Linked DNA regions of Mus musculus: region 2 is linked to region 1. The links are chromatin loops, found by intact Hi-C in ENCODE. Cell type or tissue: gastrocnemius. All regions are shown on one strand.

The links. A loop is a pair of places that touch in the nucleus more often than their neighbours do. Peaks named below come from ENCODE experiments on the same cell type or tissue, not always from the same donor. Only the 100,000 strongest peaks of a DNase experiment are listed, where the experiment ranks them.
Region 2: a loop joins it to region 1, with 7 times the contacts of the local background. A loop is called at or near these places in 2 of 42 quality-filtered maps.

What each region holds. Positions count from the first base shown.
Region 1 is chr13:21,169,167-21,174,166 of GRCm38, forward strand. Gm32298 (a long non-coding RNA gene) reads left to right here. Exons shown (of 3, transcript XR_382107.1): 3 at 1,398-1,608. It overlaps n-TMcat15 (a tRNA gene), which reads right to left and starts at 593; the gene lies at 521-593. It overlaps n-TLaag7 (a tRNA gene), which reads left to right and starts at 870; the gene lies at 870-951. It overlaps n-TLaag5 (a tRNA gene), which reads left to right and starts at 1,040; the gene lies at 1,040-1,121. It also overlaps n-TQctg7 and n-TLcaa4. In gastrocnemius, a CTCF peak has its summit at 2,592; DNase peaks (open chromatin) are centred at 799, 2,137, 2,591, 3,220 and 2 more places; H3K4me3 peaks cover 3,847 bases; H3K27ac peaks cover 2,208 bases.
Region 2 is chr13:19,391,623-19,396,622 of GRCm38, forward strand. It overlaps Stard3nl (STARD3 N-terminal like), which reads right to left and starts at 4,191. Exons shown (of 9, transcript NM_024270.3): 1 at 4,082-4,191. It overlaps Gm40827 (a long non-coding RNA gene), which reads left to right and starts at 4,225. Exons shown (of 2, transcript XR_873152.2): 1 at 4,225-5,000. In gastrocnemius, no CTCF peak of the experiment used is centred here; DNase peaks (open chromatin) are centred at 2,741 and 4,205; H3K4me3 peaks cover 2,725 bases; H3K27ac peaks cover 3,019 bases.

The DNA of each region.
Region 1 (5,000 bases):
TAATAAGCAATACCAGAAGAATGGTTTAAAGGACCAAACCGGCAATTACACATATCTTACACCTTTCATACTCGCTCTCTGGCTTCCCTTTCTTTTACACCCTGGGCAGGGAGTTTCCTGGCCTTGGTATTTATGTAATAACCAATGCCAAGTGCATTTGAAAGGCACCTGAAAATTCTCCTGGCTCCAATAGTATGGATGGTGAAAAATTAGTAAGTTTAATTGTAAAGTCTGGGCTTCGGAAATCGTCTTGTAGAGATCCACCTGCCTCTGCCTCCCGAATGCTGGAATATTATAGGTGTAGTCCAACACACTGGTCACGTGTTTAATTCTTTAAAAAAAAAAAGAAAAGAAAAATCGCTATTTTATAACTTTCTAACAGACCATTATATTACACAAATAAAACTACCCGTTCCATTTCATTAGTAGTTTTTGGGTCTCCGTACACACGAACTCAATTCTCTTCGTAGGAATTAAAATTAAAGGTTTAATGTATTAAAAAAAAAATAAAAGCTGAGGTTGCCCCCTCTGAGGTTCGAACTCAGGACCTTCAGATTATGAGACTGACGCGCTGCCTACTGCGCTAAGGAGGCACCCGTTGTCAGAGTTTCCGTAATCACGTATTCCTGCTGTTACTAGCGCTGGTTTTTTTTTAACGTTTCATAGTTGTAGTTTCTTAGTGATGATATGATAGCACCTAAAAGAGCTTTTGCTGCGAAGCCTCATGATACAACGCCAGAACAGAGCCTGCGCTTCTGCATTAGCGCATAGAGTGCACAATGAAAGCTCGCTGCAGAGAGCCGCGTGCAAAGGAGTCTGGACTGTTATGGATCCTCCAGAAAGACGAGACGTAAGCAGCCCTCGACGGGGGTAGCGTGGCCGAGCGGTCTAAGGCGCTGGATTAAGGCTCCAGTCTCTTCGGGGGCGTGGGTTCGAATCCCACCGCTGCCAACCGGTTTTTTTTTTTTTTTTTTTTCTTTTAATGTTTTATTGCGACTAAGTGGAGGTTTTTTGCCATGGTTCAAAACTCTACATCAACGGTAGTGTGGCCGAGCGGTCTAAGGCGCTGGATTAAGGCTCCAGTCTCTTCGGGGGCGTGGGTTCGAATCCCACCACTGCCAACAGGTTACTTTTGTGCTCTCTATTGAACAGGACAGTTTTCAGTCGGTCCCTTACATCAGCTAGGATTCTTCTCTCCTAACTGATTGCTTCAACAGTTAATAAACCCGTAATTTGTGTGGTACTCACTCCCCTAATCTCTGCATGTCCACCACACAAAAGGCTCCAGCAACAGTTAACAGTTTTCTTTAATTCATTCAAGTTAAGAGACATTATTCCGCACCTACTATATATAGGCTAGGGCCTGACGACTCTAAAGTTCTTTCTTGTGGCCTTAGTCAACGAATGAAGGATGAATGTGGATCTTTCGCTTTCCTGGCGTCGACTTGCAACTAGAGACAGATCAGCCTAGGCCACGGAAGAAGTGGATTCTTTCCCAACCAGGAGACGGAAAACCACGTCTTCATCATCACTACAGTCTTCTCATTTCATTTTGAAGCCGAATCGCGCTCATCTGAGCTGTGTGTGTCTAAGAAATACCTTGCAAAGGAAAACAAAAATGATCAAAATATATTGTATGAAATGTTTTCAATAAAAGTAAATTAATTAACAATGGCATAAATGTCTTGCCTCGGTGCTGCCTCTTGCCCACCAGCTAGGGACTCCTTGATTTAGTGTTGCCCCTTAGAATTTCCTGGAGCCCTCGAACCTCCTTCTCAGTGGTAGGCCTCAACTCAGAAATTATCTTCTCATGAAGGCTTGCAACTCGGTGATTTTAATTGCACGCTGGAAAAGGAAAAGAAAGAGGGTGTCTACACTTTAGGAAGAGGAGAAGAAGGTGGGGGTGTCAGGAGAGAGGAAAAGAAAGAGGCAGGGAAGAGAAGGAGGAATAGAGTCCTTTAGACTCACAGAGTTGAGCCTGTGGCGTGCAGTGAAGGAAAAAAGAGACGTGCACAATCACACCCGCAAAGTCTAAAACTGGTCCACGGTCCTGACACAGTGAACCTTTGCTTCTTTCTCAAGACCACCTGTCTTGCTTTCCACGTTCACGCTGCACGCCCCGAGTGAACTTCAGCGGAGCCGCCAAGGCCGGATGGTGGGACTGTAGAGCAGGGAGGAAGGTTCCGCCGTCGCACCGGCTGCCTTGTGCTGAGGCAAAAGCATTTACAAGCTGCAGCTCCTGATTGCAGCTGACAGGATACTTTCTGACATGCAGTAGTTGCACATGACAAGTCTGTAGATACCGTGTGTGTGTGTGTGTGTGTGTGTGTGTGTGTGTGTGTGTACATATATATACACATGCACACACATATACATACATATGTATATACATACATAATACATACATACATACATACATACATACATACATACATACATACATACATACAGAGATAGAGAAATTCAATTTCTAATGGTTGGACTGCAAGACTAACTAACATCCAGTTTGCCTTTTGTAGTGGTGGGAAAAAATGCACAAATCGCAGGAACTGCTCTGAGTGCTGCCAGGCTCTGAGATGCAGAAGAACAGGACAGGAGGCGCTGTACAGACCACGTGGCCATTTCTGTGGTCCAGCACTGAAGACGAAATTTTTCTAGTGAAGAACTGAGTTGCTCCGATAAAAATACTACTAGATCAATTAGGAGGATAGACATTTCATTTAAAGTCTTGTTTCCCTTCCATTTGTAAACCAAACATGCGCTTGCAAAGAGCACGAGGACGTGACTTTAGATGCGCTGTGAAAGTAGATTGGAAACGGGGGTGGGGTGGGGAGGGGGGAACAGAGAAGGGAGAGAGAGTAAAGAAGTAGGGGATAAGAACGAAGTTTAATAACTTTTTTGTACTGATACGTCACAATTAGGCCCTTTTATTGGTGTGCTAACCAAGAAAATTAATTGGACAAAGAAAAAGAAAACAACAAACAATCCAGCAGGAAAAATAAATAAAAGAACCAAGGATAGAGCTGAGCCATTCATGAAAAAACAAACGAAACTTCTAGCTTGTTACTGTGAAACAAAAATTTGTAACAATTTCAAGTAACAGCTAAGTTCCTTTCCTCTTATAATGCATTTTTTTAATTCAGAATTTACAGATGGATAGTGTGGAAGGCAATCAAAAGGCGGTGGTTCCATGGTGTAATGGTTAGCACTCTGGACTCTGAATCCAGCGATCCGAGTTCAAATCTCGGTGGAACCTACTTTTTTTTTTTTTCCTTTGCTTTGTCTCATATGGTGAACAGTTTCAGGAAATTCCTGCATTTCTTCTATTCAATGAATAGTTCCTTTTGTATTCCAGCATTTGTCTCTTGATGGCCTTGATCTTGCTAAAGGTCAGGATATCTAACCCTGTCAATTCCACACTCAACTTTCAACTGTCATTGGAGTTGGTGCACATTTCCTACACCGTTCGCGCAAGATTCAAACAGCTCATGTAGTATATGGCTGCCACGAGCCTGTTTTCCAACAGGGGGTCCCAGTTCTGTGCGTTGATGGTTGGTGTCAAATGCACCTTTAGGGCTGAAGCACAGATCAGTGGGACAAGGTTCACGGAAGGTCTGGAGTAGGCTAGCATAGAAAATGAACAGATGAGTCTGTGAAAGAAAAATACAGCTGTCAGAAGTGGGATTCGAACCCACGCCTCCAGGGGAGACCAGAACCCTCAGAGCGAGGAAGCCATAGCTTGAGTCTGGCGCCTTAGACCACTCGGCCATCCTGACATGCCGCCTCCATAGCAATTAATGATTCTTTCAACTGTAATTAATGTGCATGGAAATATAACTAACTCCCTGTAAAGTTAACTAAATTATTTTTCTCTATTCTAAACATGGACAGAAAAAACCCTTTAGTGTTGTTTTTTGTTATTGGTTGGTTGGTTTGTTTGTTTGTTTGTTTGTTTTTCTCCAATCCTATCTGGAATTCGGCGTTTATCGCCTCGGTTCCTGGCCCTTCCAGAGTGCGACGGAATTCAGAAATCCTGAGGATCCTTGCAAGCTCAGGTCTGGCTCAGAGCCATTCATCCGGGTCACGAAGGAACAAGTAGCTCCAGCTGTTCCGAGATGGTGTGCACAAGCGCCCAGTTGGTGGAGCTTGCAGGGGTGGGAAGCTAAAGAGCAGACTAGATTAGCAAGTAAATCTAGTTTATGAACACTGGCTGCAGTGCAAACCAGAGAGTGGCAGAAGCCTGAGCTATGAAAAGTAACTGCACAAGTACGAAAAAGCTGCAAGATCAAGGATTAAAGACTAGAAACACTGGAAGGAAAAAGTCAAGTGTAAGACGAGGAAATGTCAGTACAGAGCTCAGCTCAAATCCCAGGTCCTTTGCTGCCACAGACTTGCAGACCTGACCATCTTCAGGCAAATGCAGAGCTGCCCATTCTTGGAAATTGGTATCATAGTAAAACAAGACAGCTTTCCGAAGAAAGGGTTGGGTATCAGTGTGACTCCAAAGAATCTCTAGGTTATACAGCATCCAGAATCAGAGTTTTCATTTCTAATCTTAAATATGAACAAGAACCAGGGAAAGCAGGTATTTGTGAAAACATTTCTACAATAAAGAAAAAAGTAAATACAGTAGGGGATTGGAAAGGACCTAAGAAAAGACAAATACAACACGAGAACTTGGAGATGATGTTATTGTTGTTGTTCTTGGAATCATCATCTCCTCGAAGAGGTAAAAGAAAGGGAAGAAAGTCTTTAATAGTTTAGTTGCAGAAAATGTTTTGAAGTTACAAAATAAAGTTGAAGAAATCTCCTAGGAGGCGGGTGGGGAATGAAACATCGGAGCTGATACGTAAGTCCCCTTTTTAAAGTCTGGTAGAAGGGGATGCCCTCAAACCTGGGGCTTCCTGGAAAAGAACAGGGGGGAATCACAGAAAAGAGATAGAGATGTTTACCTGCCCGAAGACCTTAGATCTCCAGATGGAAGGGTCTATCAAACGCTC
Region 2 (5,000 bases), 1.8 Mb before region 1:
AAGACTCTCCAGCCTTAAACAGCCTGAGTCAAAAACCTCAGCAGAGAACTGAGGTTTTAGTCTCCATTCACAAGAGAAGAAGGATCTTCTAAATCTAAATCTGTTCACAAAGAAAGGAACCAATCAGAAACTCTGTGATTGGTGTGCTTGCCAGCAGTTCTGAAGTGCAGCAAAAGCCGTACGAGCTGACCAGGCCCAGGAAAGTGGCCAAGAGTCCCAAGGCCAGTCTCTCTAGAACCCAGCTTCTCCATCTATAATATTAACAAGAGTAACGATTATAACTATCTTAACACAAAATTCTCAGTAGCAATGTGCTCTCAACATTTACATCTAAAGATTTAAGATTCTCAAGAGACCCAAGATGGAACAGGAAGACAGTTCTGTGGAATCAAAGCCAAGAAAAGCTTACCAGCGCTTCTTGAAAACATGGTAATAAAAGTGCAAATAAAACTAGAAGGCTCAAGACTCTGCAAAACCTACAGCACGGACAATGCAGATGGAGTCTTCTAAACTTTAGCCAACACAGATATTACGGTGCATCTATGGTAACACATGGAAAAAGGGATGAAGATAAAACATGTTGCAGAGAAAGTGTTCCATAGGTTATGAGAAAAGAGAAAGCTTCCATCAGCAAGAGAAGAGAAATAAGTATTTTACTGAGAGGGTCCAACATTGGGGTAGACGCTGAGGCACAGTTATGCTGTGGTAGTCCTCAGGCAGAACACAGCAGTGGCACAGAAGTGCTCAGGGTCCCTGCTTGGTGCACAGGCCTCACCATGACTAGATAGCCCAGGTGCCTACAAGATAGAGTCTGATGCGGATAGCCTAGATCTCTAAGAATGTGGGCATCAATTGCACGAACATCCTTCCAGACATTGAGACTTGCTCTAAATAAACAGTTTTGATATTTTGAGATCAAATGGAGAAACCTCTTTTGCATAAATATAAAGATCTCTGACATTTAAGAATTCTATTTACAGTACTTTAAGGCTATTAAACGCAATTTCCATCTTGATAGCCACTCAAATGGGCAGCCAAAAGCAAATTAACCTACTGATTTTAATTTTTATAACTTTACTGTTGTTAACCTAATATAGTTCTTTGACTAAGAGAACCTTACAACAAATGGTTCTTTTTAAAATTTAGGACAACCAACACTATTTCTCAACCATATACTAGACTGGTTCGTCAACCATATAAAGTTTATAAACTGGCTTCTACCTTTTTAAAGTAGCATGAGGAAAATTACATCACTGAGTTGACCCAGTGCTTCCTCAATCATGGGAAAATTCTACTTGCTACCAGAAACAAAGACCCAGCAAATCGAATGCCACACTACCTCATATCTAAGAAAACGATCAGGCTAGGAAAATAGTTAACAACTTTTAAATTTCAAATATTTCTGAAATTACAACTTGAATTAAAATTGTTTCAGAGGTACTGGGGATTGAACTCAGACATTCTTTCCCTGAGCTACAATCCTGCCTTCTTATTTTTTTATCAGGAGACATGGTCTTGCTATGCCCAGGCTGGTCTACACCGTGGGATTTCCCCTCCCAGGGATTTGCATAGAGTTGGTATTGTAAGTGTATACCTCTGTACTGGGAGTCACTTACAAGCCATATGTACTATTCACTGGAAGTCAGTTAGCCTTCTAATAAAAAGGAAGGGTGTGTGTAAAGAGCTGACATACACTTCTTCAGAAAAAAAGGAAAAAAAAAAAAGAAAACTAAAAGGGCTTTATTTTAGTCCAAGGAAAAACATTGCCCCATCTTTGAAATTGTCTTCTGTGAGTTAAAAACATGAGTTAAGTTTCTAGATACTGATATGCTGTACTTTGAAATATACAGACACTCTTTGCTATGGGATTTGAGAAGGAAATAGAACCAAAAGGAAACAAGAAAAAAGGCCTAGCATGCAAATTTGGAAATAAGCATTTGGCATTTTATGTGTTGCGCTTTAGAAACTGCTGCCTATCTATAGTTCCAGAGCCTCTTCTCCACCAAAAGGGTCCAACGCATGAGTTCCAAAATGCAACATCAGGAACCAAATTTGAAACATCAATCCGTAGATCCTCTACTTGCTTCTGGGAGAAGGGGTGAAGCATGGTGAAGTCGAGTAAAGCTAACAACCTCCATCAGTCTAGCTGAGGGAACTTAGTGTACATTTTCTTCACTGATGAAAAGTTTGGTATTTGCAGTATGTCTGAAAGAACAGAATGCATGTGCCACGCCCAGAAAACTGCAGGAACTAAATAAAGACACAGTAATCCTTAGAAATGCAAGTGCTAATAGGAAAGGCTCACCTACCTACTGTTACACCTTCTCAGCTCTTGTTTGGACAGAGCAGGACTGCCTGCCAGTGCTTTCCAAATGGAAAGTAGGTAAACACTGTCCTGGAAATGAGTGACAGCTGGAAGAAAGGGGATAAAAGCTAGAACTGAAGATAAGCAGAGGGTTTGAGTCTTGCCTACAGCAGCAATTAAAAGAAAAACTACTATGGGATACAGTACTAGGGAAAAGAAAGCCATTCTTAAGAGGACCTCTAAAGAGAAAATATAAAACAATTAATGATTTCATAATCAAAACAAACAGAACGCGGCTGAGAGTTTAGGAGTGCCTCGGAAGGTATCTGAAGTCCGCACTTCCACAAGGAAGCCTGTTCCTTCTTCAGCATTGCCCAACCCAGGTCAGCTCAGCCACCTCACTAGCCCACCATTAAGGATACAGCACTGCTGGACTCTCCTCCCACTGTGCCTGCTCTTCCAGCTTCTGCATTTGTAACTGGACACTTCCTGCTCCTCCCCTGACTAAATCACTCTAAACATTCAGGTCTCATCCAGAGCATCACCTCTTCAGGGACATTTTCCCAGATCCCACACCACAGCCACACCAATGTCCCTTACTGCCAGATTTTCTAGCATTCATTCCTATCTAAAATCATATTGTTATTTGCACATATATTCTATCTTCACTAAAATCAAAGGAACTCGAGGACAGAAACCTTATCTAGCGTTCAATACTCAATTTTCAACACCTAAAACAGCATGTGGCATCATATAAACTGTCTAATAATTAAATCCAAATGATAATCACTATCCTGAGAAGGTAAGTCCTTGGAGCAGTTTTAAATCCATTTCTTTAATGCTTTTGACAATGCAATCTTTAAAGGTTCATGTTTGAGACAGGAAGATCTCAAAGAAAAATGTATTCTTCCTTACAATACAAAACATTACATATGTGTGAATATTATGTAGGGGGGGCACAGTCTACACTGTCCCTTCATGGGCATGATTATCTAGCATTTTACTTATGCACAGATGCAGCCAAAAATACTGTAAACTGCTCTTTGTCATCAAATCTTGCTCTATAAGTGGATGATGGACAGAAGAAGCATAGATGGGATTTACCGTTAGGAACCTTAAACAAAAACATCAGACGGAACTTGCTATAGTAACTCGGTACCCTGGGAGGTCAGACGGCTACTGTGTTCATTCAATCAGCCTTACTAACCTTATCCAAACTAGTACTGGGTCAAGTGATGGATTCCATCTGTGAACAGAGACAAATGCCTTTACAACTGCCATACTAAGAGAACACTAAGAAAAGTTCCACAGTGTCCACCCATGTTCCAACCAAAAGAGGAAGAAAAAGAGCCCTACTGAGATTTAAAAAAAAAAAAAAAAAAAAAACTAAAGGCAGGATGAGTGGGCAATGCGGAGAGCTGAAACCATGGCTAGAACATTCATGACTCATGCTTTAATTTTCGTTTTGTTTTGTTACATCAGGGCTTTTCTTGACGAAGGCACAAGGCCAGTAACAGACAGTACCTGCCGGCCTACACCCGCATGTCACCTTGGACTTGATGCGGATGCAAGGCACGGGGCCGAGGCTGGACCACCTGCCTCCCGGTGAGTGTGGGTGTGGGCCCGGGGCCAGCTTCCCTCCCGCGCTCCGCCGCGTTCCGCGGCTGCACCCACAGGCCCCACGGCCAAGGCCAGGTCTGGGGAGCCCGGCAAACCCTGGAACCTCAGGCATTTGGCTTCACGACCTGCCCAGCAGGGCGCGGAAAGACAGCCTACCTCCTCCGCGGCGCGAGCCGCCCGCCGGCCTGCAGACACGGCTCCGCGGTCCCCGCCGGCGGGGCTGGGGCGGGGCTGCAGGGCGGGACCCTGTCCGTGACGTCAACGCGCTGGTCACGCAAAGACGCTGCGGCTTGCTGGAAAAGTGAATAGTGGCAGAGGAGACGGCGGGTTGGTTTACAGAACTGTCAGTTTTCGGACGACCAGTAGATGGCTCATAAAGGAGGCAGTGGGCGGGCCTAGGACTAGCCGCGCCTCCAAAGCCTGTTAAGGTATCCAGCTTCTAACAGCAGGCTTTTAGTGGGTTTTACCTTCCTGAGAATTCTACGGAAGGCTTCTCTTAGATAGGTTTTAGGCTGCAGCCGGTGAGGGGTAACTCTGAGAGTGGATTTCAGGCCCTGGCCCCTTGGTTTCAGCTGTCCACTAAGAACTTGTCTATTCTAGGACTCGACCGTAAGTCTCAATCAGCCCAGTCTTACGTAGGAGTAATGCCTTTGTCTTACTGATAGTTAAGGCTAACTGTATTTACTTAGTTGTTATACACGACATTGGGCACTAAGTGATGTTTTAGATTTTTCCAATAGCTGGTACAGTTACGTCCTTAAATGCAAGAATACAAAGGAAGATAAAATATATTGCACTATGAGTGCTGAAGACTCTCAGCCTGTTAGAGGAAAATAATATTAAGAATAGTATTTTTAATAGATACTCTTATAAAGTAGTTTAATCGTTTTTATAATGTTTACATTACAAATGTGAATTTATATACGTGCAAAATTTTGAACAGTGCAAGTTGGGTGAGAACTGTTTTTATAAACCAATCAAAGGCTCAGTCTTTGTGTGATGGGTCCTTCCTGCATTGACATGTGAAAATATTTGTTAACACTCAAGTTCAGTTCTTCATCTAGCCTTAAATGTG